Regions from separate parts of the Homo sapiens genome. Here region 1 is linked to region 2. A link is an interaction called in ENCODE POLR2A ChIA-PET data of the cell type or tissue named here. Cell type or tissue: Panc1. All regions are shown on one strand. Each heading gives the region's core, and the rest is flanking DNA. Links, peaks and the distances in the headings are about the cores only. Region 1 overlaps FHOD3 (formin homology 2 domain containing 3). Region 2 has its middle 8.6 kb from the start of RPRD1A.

Region 1 (4,392 bases), core at 81-4,080, 240 kb after region 2:
TTGGGCTGAGATGATGGGATTTTCTAAATATACAATCATGTCATCTGCAGAGACAGTTTGACTTCCTCTTTTCCTAATTGAAATTCCTTTCTTTCTTTCTCTTGCCTGATTGCCCTGGCCAGAACTTCCAATACTATGTTGAATAGGAGTGGTGAGAGAGGGCATCCTTGTCTTGTGCCAGTTTTCAAAGGGAATGCTTCTAGTTTTTGCCCATTCAGGATGATATTGGCTGTGGGTTTGTCATAAATATCCCTTGTTATTTTGAGATACATTCCATTAATACCTAGTTTACTGGGAGTTTTTAGCAGGAAGGGCTGTTGAATTTTGTCGAAGGCCTTTTCTGTATCTATTGAGATAATCCTGTGGTTTTTGTTGTTGGTTCTGTTTATGTGATGGATTACATTTATTGATTTGTGTATGTTGAACCAGCCTTGCATTCCAGGGATGAAACTGACTTGATCATGGCAGATAAGCTTTTTGATTTGCTGCTGGATTCGGTTTGCCAGTATTTTATTGAGGATTTTTGCATCGATGTTCATCAGTGATATTGGCCTAAAATTGGATAAAGAGTCAAGACCCATTGGTGTGCTGATTTCAGGAGACCCATCTCACGTGAAAAGACACACATAGGCTCAAAATAAAGGGATGGAGGAAGAAGATCTACCAAGCAAATGGAAAGCAAAAAATAAATAAATAAAGGGCAGGGATTGCAATCCTAGTCTCTGATAAAACAGACTTTAAACCAACAAAGATCAAAAGAGACAAAGAAGGCTATTACATAATGATAAAGGGATCAATTCAACAAGAAGAGCAAACTATCCTAAATATATATGCACCCAATATGGGAGCACCCAGATTCATAAAGCAAGTTCTTAGAGACCTACAAAGAGATTTAGACTTTCACAAAATAATAATGGGAGACTTTAACACTCCACTGTCAATATTAGACAGATCAATGAGACAGAAAATTAGCAATGATATCCAGGACTTGAACTCAGCTCTGGGCCAAGCGGACCTAATAGACATCTACAGGACTCTCCACCCCAAATCAACAGAATATACATTCTTTTCAGCACCACATCGCACTTATTCTAAAATTGACCACATAATTGGAAGTAAAACACTCCTCAGCAAATGTAAAAGAACAGAAATCATGACAAACTGTCTCTCAGACCACAGTGCAATCAAATTAGAACTCAGGATTAAGAAACTCACTCAAACCCACACAACTACATGGAACTGAACAACCTACTCCTGAATGACAACTGGGTAAATAATGAAATGAAGGCAGAAATAAAGGTGTTCTTTGAAACCAATGAGGACAAAGACATAACATACCAGAATCTCTGGGACACATTTAAAGCAGTATGTAGAGGGAAATTTATAGCACTAAATGCCCACAAGAGAAAGCAGGAAAGATCTAAAATTGACACCCTAATGTCACAATAGAATAAGAGAAGCAAGAGCAAACAAATTCAAAAGCTAGCAGAAGGCAAGAAAGAACTAAGATCAGAGCAGAACTGAAGGAGATAGAGACACAAAAAACCCTTTAAAAAAATCAATGAATCCAGGAGCTGGTTTTTGGAAAAGATCAGCAAAATAGACAGACTGCTAGTAAGACTAATAAAGAAGAAAAGAGAGAAGAATCAAATGGATGCAATAAAAAATGATAAAGGGGATATCACCACCGATCCCACAGAAATACAAACTACCATCAGAGAATACTATAAACACCTCTATGCAAATAAACTAGAAAATCTAGAAGAAATGGATAAATTCCTGGACACATACACCCTCCCAAGACTAAACCAGGAAGAAGTTGAATCCCTGAATAGACCAATAACAGGCTCTGAAATTGAGGCAATAATTAATAGCCTACCAACAAAAAGAAGTCTAGGACCAGATGGATTCACAGCCAAATTCTACCAGAGTAAAAAGAGGAGCTGGCATCATTCCTTCTGAAACTATTCCAAGCAATAGAAAAAGAGGGAATCCTCCCTAACTCATTTTATGAGGCCAGCATCATCCTGATACCAAAGCCTGGCAGGGGCTTCACTTTTTAAGACTGGGTTCCTGGTATATCTTTCTGGAATCAATACCTGTCAAGAAGCAGTGTGATACCCTCAAAGTGCATTGCACCTGAACCTGAGTAATTACCTGTAGTGTTTATTTTTTTGTTCACTCAACACATTTTCATTGAGCACCTGCTAAGCACTGGATTCTTTTAAGCATTGGAGAAATAACACTGAAGAAAACAGGCAGAAATCCTGAACTTCAGGGAGCTTAGGTTGAAGTGGGAGAGATGATAAATAAAATGAATTGGCAAGGTATGTGCTGTGTTGGGAGGTAACCAGTGCCATCTCCCTCGGCCTCAGTTTCCTCATCTGCAAAATGAGAAAATGGGGCCACACCTCCAGTGTTCCTTCCTTCCACCTCTTCTCGAGATTTCCTGTGATTTTTTTTTTTTTGCATCACTTCATAAGGAAATCCAGTAGTCTTTCTTACCTGCAGATATTCTTAATGAGAACACAGAAATGTTTCCAACAGTGTGGTTCTGCATCGTTCTTCTGGTGACAGTGATTGTGTCTGCCCAGGTGCATGGTGGGATGTGGTGTCATCCATAGTCTATCTAGGTTGAGGCCAGGGCCCATCTGTGCTCTTGTGGGCTTGCTGAGCCCAGTGCTCCCATGTGTGGGCTATAGGAAGGTGGTCAGGTAAATAATGAGATGGGGGTCCCCTCTCTGTAATGTGTATGGGGGTTGACAGGAATGGGGAGATGGGAGGGACCCATTTCTTCTCAGGACACAGCTCAGCTTGCATGACTTCTGGATAATGGGGCTTATAAAGTGATTTCTGTTTTTTCTCTCCTGGCTTGGAGCTTTCTGCAAATGGGACTGCTGCTGATCTTCGGTAATATGTATTGTGCTTTTGGAGTATATAGAGTGTTGCTTTCTCCTGGGTTTAAATCAACTAATGAGTACCCACCAAATGCCAGTCACTGGGTGAAGTGCAGGGAATGTGAGGGAGAGGGAGTGGCAGACACTCCTTTGGGGGACTTGCAGGTGGCTGGTTGGGGGACTGCCCAGTGCTTGGGAGCGGTGACCAGGGCTGTGAGCCCTCCGTGCGTGGTGCTATTTGTAACAGCTGGAGAAACAAGTGGTGAATATGCAGGGGGGGCACTTCCCATCTACAGAGGAGAGGACTTGCTTTTCTGTTTCCTGCATTCACTCTGCCGAGTCCTGTGAGTCATGAGGAGGGCGTGGGGCTGCAGGCGATGCCCTGTGTTCTCAGATGCCTCCTTTGTTGGAATGCCGAGAGACAGGGAAGCCTTGCTGTCCTATGACAATGGCCAGAGGCAGGGCCACCTGGCTGTAGGACACTATCTCTTGGTGGGTTTGGAGTATGAATTTGTGTGGTTGGTAGCTGGGATGGAGTGTGAGCGTGACTCCTCTCACCACCCTCTCTGGCTGAGGAACAGCAAGGCCACTGAGGTGGAGGGTGGGTTGGAAGGGTGGCGTCTTCTGTGATGGTGGGAGAAATTGGAGTAGAGGGATGACTGTGAGCAGTTGCCAGGTCTTGAGGTCAGGTGTGAGGAGGAATGGCAGAGCTGGATGGCACAGCCCTAGAAAGTGGAAGAGCAGCAGGAGGCCTGGAGGTGGGCCTTTTGGCCCTTTGGTGCACTGAGCCAGGAGAACAGGCCAGAGAACAGTCACCTCCTCTCGAGAGGGTTATGGGGGAGGAACATTCTTGGGGATCTCCAGAAGGGCAGTAAGTTGTCTGTTTTCTTTTCTGCTGAATCTCAGGTAAGGCCCCTTCTGTTGTGGGGATGGGTGAAGGGGTAAGGCAGGAGCAGGTACACCAGTAGGGAGCTGGGGCAATCCTGGAGCCTGTGGACCCAAAAGAAAGAGCAGGTTTGGGTGCCGGGGTTGGCAGGTTCCATGGGGGATTGGTGGGCACAGTGGGTTGGAGCTGCAAGATCCAGCCAGTCATTCCTTCTGCTGCTGCTCATCACCTGCACCTGGAACCTTGTGCCCCTTCATAAAGCATGAAGCATTCTTAGCTGCTAGTGACCTGGTGGTGTCCTTTCTGTCCAGTCTTGTCCCTACCTGCTGTCCACCTTAGCTCCTTGCATTCCTGGCTGCTTTGTGCTTGCTGGCTTTGTCATCCCTCTACCTTCTCCTCCCCATTTCCCTGATAGGGTCATCCTCGTCTTAACAGATCTGGCATTAATTCACTCACTCATTCATTCCACTGACACTTACTGCTGTCTGTTGAGTGCCAGGAGTGGCTGCTGGGCACTGCCACCTGCCAACCCTCAGGCTGGAGGGTAACCCTCATGGGTGCCCTTTTGGCTGCCTGTTTTATGCAGCATAACAGCTCAAAAATGGCCTT
Region 2 (4,392 bases), core at 307-4,306:
TTGCTAGTATCTCCTTCTGATAACTAACATGAATAATTACAGCTTCTTTGCCAGTGACATCTCTATCCCCATCTTAACCCTCTGACCTCCTACATAAAAATGATCAAAGATCTACCCAATCACCAAATTGCTCCTGCTCCTCACAGCACCCAATCCAGAACTGACTCTGCACCTCTAAAGTCTCTTTAGAATCACGCAACACAAGCTTAAATCTTTTTTTTTGATCAGAATAAATTTATTGGACATTTTTTAAAAAATTTCAAAACCTAAAATAAAATAATATCCAAGTATAAATGCAATTTTCCTTTTAAAATATATACGATGCAACAATTACATTTATGAACTAATTCTTAATACATAGGTATAAAAATGTGAATTTATTTGAAGTGACCTCCAAGCTTAAATCTTAAAATAAGCCCTTCCCAATTCCTTCTTAATAACACACCCCATAGTTGCTGTGGTGTGTTCTCATTCTTGTTTGCTGCAGCAAACTAAATAAACTTTGTTTAACATTATATGGTTCTTATGGTCTTTGGTTGGTGGGTTTGGTTTTTGTTTGTTTGGTTGGTATTTTTAAGATAGGGTCTTGCTATGTCACCCTGGCTGGAATGCAGTGGCACGATCATAGTTCACTGCAGCCTCGACCTCCTGGGCTCAAGCAATCCTCCCACCTCAGCCTCCAGAGTAGCTGGGACTACAGGCATATGCCAGTGCATCAAGCTAACTTTTAAATTTTTTGTAGAAACAGGGTCTCCCTGTGTTGCCCAGGATAGTCTCCAACTCCTGGGCTCAAGCAATCATCCAGCCTCAGCCTCCTGACGTGCTGGGGTTACAGGCGTGAGCTATGGCACCCAGCCCATGGGCTTTGATACATAACATACATCAAACTTTTAATAGTGACTAGCTCTATGGGTAAGAATACAGGCAATTTCTTCTTTCCAATGTATATATTTCTTTTCTTTCTTTCTTTCTTTCTTTTTTTTTTTTTTTTTTTTGAAGCAGGTTCCTGTTCTGTCGCCTAGGCTGGAGAGCAGTGCCGCAATCACGGCTCACAGCAGCCTTGATCTCCTGGGCTCAGGGAATCCTCCCACTTCTCAGCCTCCCAAATATCTGGGAGCAGAGGCATGCACCACCATGCCCAGCTAATGTTTTGTATTTGTTATAGAGGTAGGGTTTCACCCTGTTGTCCAGGCTGGTCTGAAATTCGTAGGCTCAAGCAGTCAGTCCCACTCAGCTTCCCAAAGTGCTGGGATTACAGGTGTGAGCCACCACGCCTTACCTATACTTCAGTATGGTTTGAATTTTTTATTACAAGCATGTATTTGTTGTATAATGAGAAAATAATAAATATATTTTGATTGGGGCAGAAGAAGGACCTCAACTGGCTCCGCTTTGCAAATGAGATAAAGACCATATTTTTAGTATGGCATACAAGGCTCATGTTAATCCAGTTCTACCATTTTCTACAGCCCCATTGCCACAGCTCCCTCACTATGTTCTTGAATCTCCAGCAGGGCCAAACTTCTCTATTTCCCAAATCCATTCCTATTCCATTTTCCACTGCCTTCTATCCATTAAACAGGCAAGCATCATTCTTCCTGCAGCACTCTGACTTCACCCCACCATCAAAATAAAGAACTTTCTCGGCTGGCTCATGTCTATAATCCCAGCACTTTAGGGAGGCTGAGGCGAGTGGATCACTTAAGGCCAGGAGTTCAAGACCAGCCTGGCCAACATGGCGAAACCCCATCTCTGTGAAAAATACAAAAATTTGCCAGGAGTGGTGGCGCATGCTTGTAATTCCAGTTACTCGGGAGGCTGAGGCAGGAGAATTGCTTGAACCCAGGAGACAGAAGTTGCAGTGAGCCAAGATCACACCACTGCACTCCAGCCTGGATGACAGAGCAAGACTCTGTCTCAAAAAATAAATAAAATAAAATTTGATTTGAACAAACGTGAATGTATAAACAAAACATGGTATAATGCGCTGCTTAATGACATTTGGTCAATGACAGACACATAAGGTTATAATGAAGCTGAACACTTCCTATTGCTCGGTGATGTGTAACTGTTGTAACATTGTGCAATGCATTACTCATGTGCTTGTTATGATGCTGGTGTAAACAAACCTACTGTGCTGCCAGTTGTGTAAGTCTAGTGCATAGAATTATGTACAGTGCATAACACTTGATAATAAACAACTCTGTTACAGGTTTGTGTATTTACTATGGTTTTTATCTTTATTTTAAAGTGGACTTCTACTTCTGAAAAAGAGTTAACTGTGAAACAGCCTCAGGCAGGCTTTTCAGGATATGGAGTGAAACTAACCCAACAGCCATCGTGAGTGAGAGCAGGGCAGTCACACCCCATTTGATCCTGTAGAGGGAAACTCTCTGAGCTGAGACACTGTGGTAGGGAAAACTCCCACCAACCACTTGAAAGGGGCATCCAGCAGAGACTTCTGGTTTGGGCTTGGAAACTACCAAATTGGGACTCAACTGTTTTCAACTAATCAGGACTGAATGAGTTTGAGTTCCTCATTTGCGTATACGGACCTGATTGAGGACTGGAGCAGGACCTTTCCCTATTTAAGCCAGAACCCCTTTTTGTTCTCCAGAGCATGCTTTCTTTTTATATCAGAGGCTTCCTCTCCCAATCTGCAGATTGCTCATTTTTAGAAAATAAAGCTCTCCTTTGTCTTTCCCCTGCAGACCTCATGGTCTTTTATAAAAAAGAAGGTGTTTCAGACGACATTGTTATAAGAGATGACAGCTTCATGCATATTACTGCCCCTGAAGATCTTCTAGTGGGATAAGATGTAGAGGTGGAAGACAGTGATATTGATAATCCTGCCCTTGTTTAGGCATAGGCTAATGTGTGTGTTTGTGTATTAGTTTTTTTTGTTTTTTGTTTATTTATTTATTTATTTATTTATTTATTTATTTATTTATTTTTTATTGATCATTCTTGGGTGTTTCTCACAGAGGGGGATTTGGCAGGGTCATAGGACAATAGTGGAGGGAAGGTCAGCAGATAAACAAGTGAACAAAGGTCTCTGGTTTTCCTAGGCAGAGGACCCTGCGGCCTTCCCCAGTGTTTGTGTCCCTGGGTACTTGAGATTAGGGAGTGGTGATGACTCTTAACGAGCATGCTGCCTTCAAACATCTGTTTAACGAAGCACATCTTGCACCGCCCTTAATCCATTTAACCCTGAGTGGACACAGCACATGTTTCAGAGAGCACAGGGTTGGGGGTAAGGTCACAGATCAACAGGATCCCAAGGCAGAAGAATTTTTCTTAGTACAGAACAAAATGAAAAGTCTCCTATGTCTACTTCTTTCTACACAGACACGGCAACCATCCGATTTCTCAATCTTTTCCCCACCTTTCCCCCCTTTCTATTCCACAAAACCGCCATTGTCATCATGGCCCATTCTCAATGAGCTGTTGGGTACACCTCCCAGACGGGGTGGCGGCCGGGCAGAGGGGCTCCTCACCTCCCGGATGGGGCGGCTGGTCAGGCGGGGGGCTGACCCACCCACCTCCCTCCCGGACGGGGCGGCTGGCCGGGCAGAGGGGCTCCTCACTTCCCAGTAGGGGCGGCCTGGCAGAGGCGCCCCTCACCTCCCAGACGGGGAGGCTGGCCGGGCGGGGGGCTGACCCCCCCACCTCCCTCCCAGACGGGGCGGCTGGCCGGGCGGGGGGCTGACCCCCCACCTCCCTCCCGGACGGGGCGGCTGGCCTGGCGGGGGCTGACCCCCACCTCCCTCCCGGATGGGGTGGCTGCCGGGCAGAAATGCTCCTCACTTCCCAGACGGGGTGGTTGCCGGGCGGAGGGGCTCCTCACTTCTCAGATGGGGCGGCTGCCGGGCGGAGGGGCTCCTCACTTCTCAGATGGGGCGGCTGCCGGGCGGAGGGGCTCCTCACTTCTCAGATGGGGCGGTTGCCAGGCGGAGGGTCTCCTCCCTTCTCAGACGGGGCGGCAGGGCAGAGACGCTCCTCACCTCCCAGATGGGGTTGCGGCCGGGCAGAGGTGCTCCTCACATCCCAGACGGGGCGGCGGGGCAGAGGCGCTCCCCACATCTCAGACGATGGGTGGCCGGGCAGAGACGCTCCTCACTTCCTAGATGGGATGGCGGCCGGGAAGAGGTGCTCCTCACTTCCTAGATGGGATGGCAGCCGGGCAGAGACGCTCCTCACTTTCCAGACTGGGCAGCCAGGCAGAGGGGCTCCTCACGTCCCAGACGATGGGCGGCCAGGCAGAGATGCTCCTCACTTCCCAGACAGGGTGGCAGCTGGGCAGAGGCTGCACTCTCGGCACTTTGGGAGGCCAAGGCAGGCGGCTGGGAGGTGGAGGTTGTAGCAAGCCGAGATCACGCCACTGCACTCCAG

What was found. ChIA-PET counts read pairs that join two places held together with the same protein. Peaks named below come from ENCODE experiments on the same cell type or tissue, not always from the same donor. Only the 100,000 strongest peaks of a DNase experiment are listed, where the experiment ranks them.
Region 1: POLR2A ChIA-PET joins it to region 2 with 6 read pairs; 3 of 35 experiments call an interaction of 5 or more read pairs at or near these places.

Annotation. Positions count from the first base shown.
Region 1 is chr18:36,318,622-36,323,013 of GRCh38, forward strand. The region is part of intron 1 of FHOD3 (formin homology 2 domain containing 3); the gene reads left to right. Among named protein-coding and RNA genes, the nearest start is that of FHOD3, 23 kb to the left of the region's middle. In Panc1, for the core only: no CTCF peak of the experiment used is centred there; no DNase peak of the experiment used is centred there.
Region 2 is chr18:36,073,959-36,078,350 of GRCh38, forward strand. No RefSeq gene overlaps it. Among named protein-coding and RNA genes, the nearest start is that of RPRD1A, 8.6 kb to the left of the region's middle. In Panc1, for the core only: no CTCF peak of the experiment used is centred there; a DNase peak (open chromatin) is centred at 2,103; H3K27ac peaks cover 315 bases.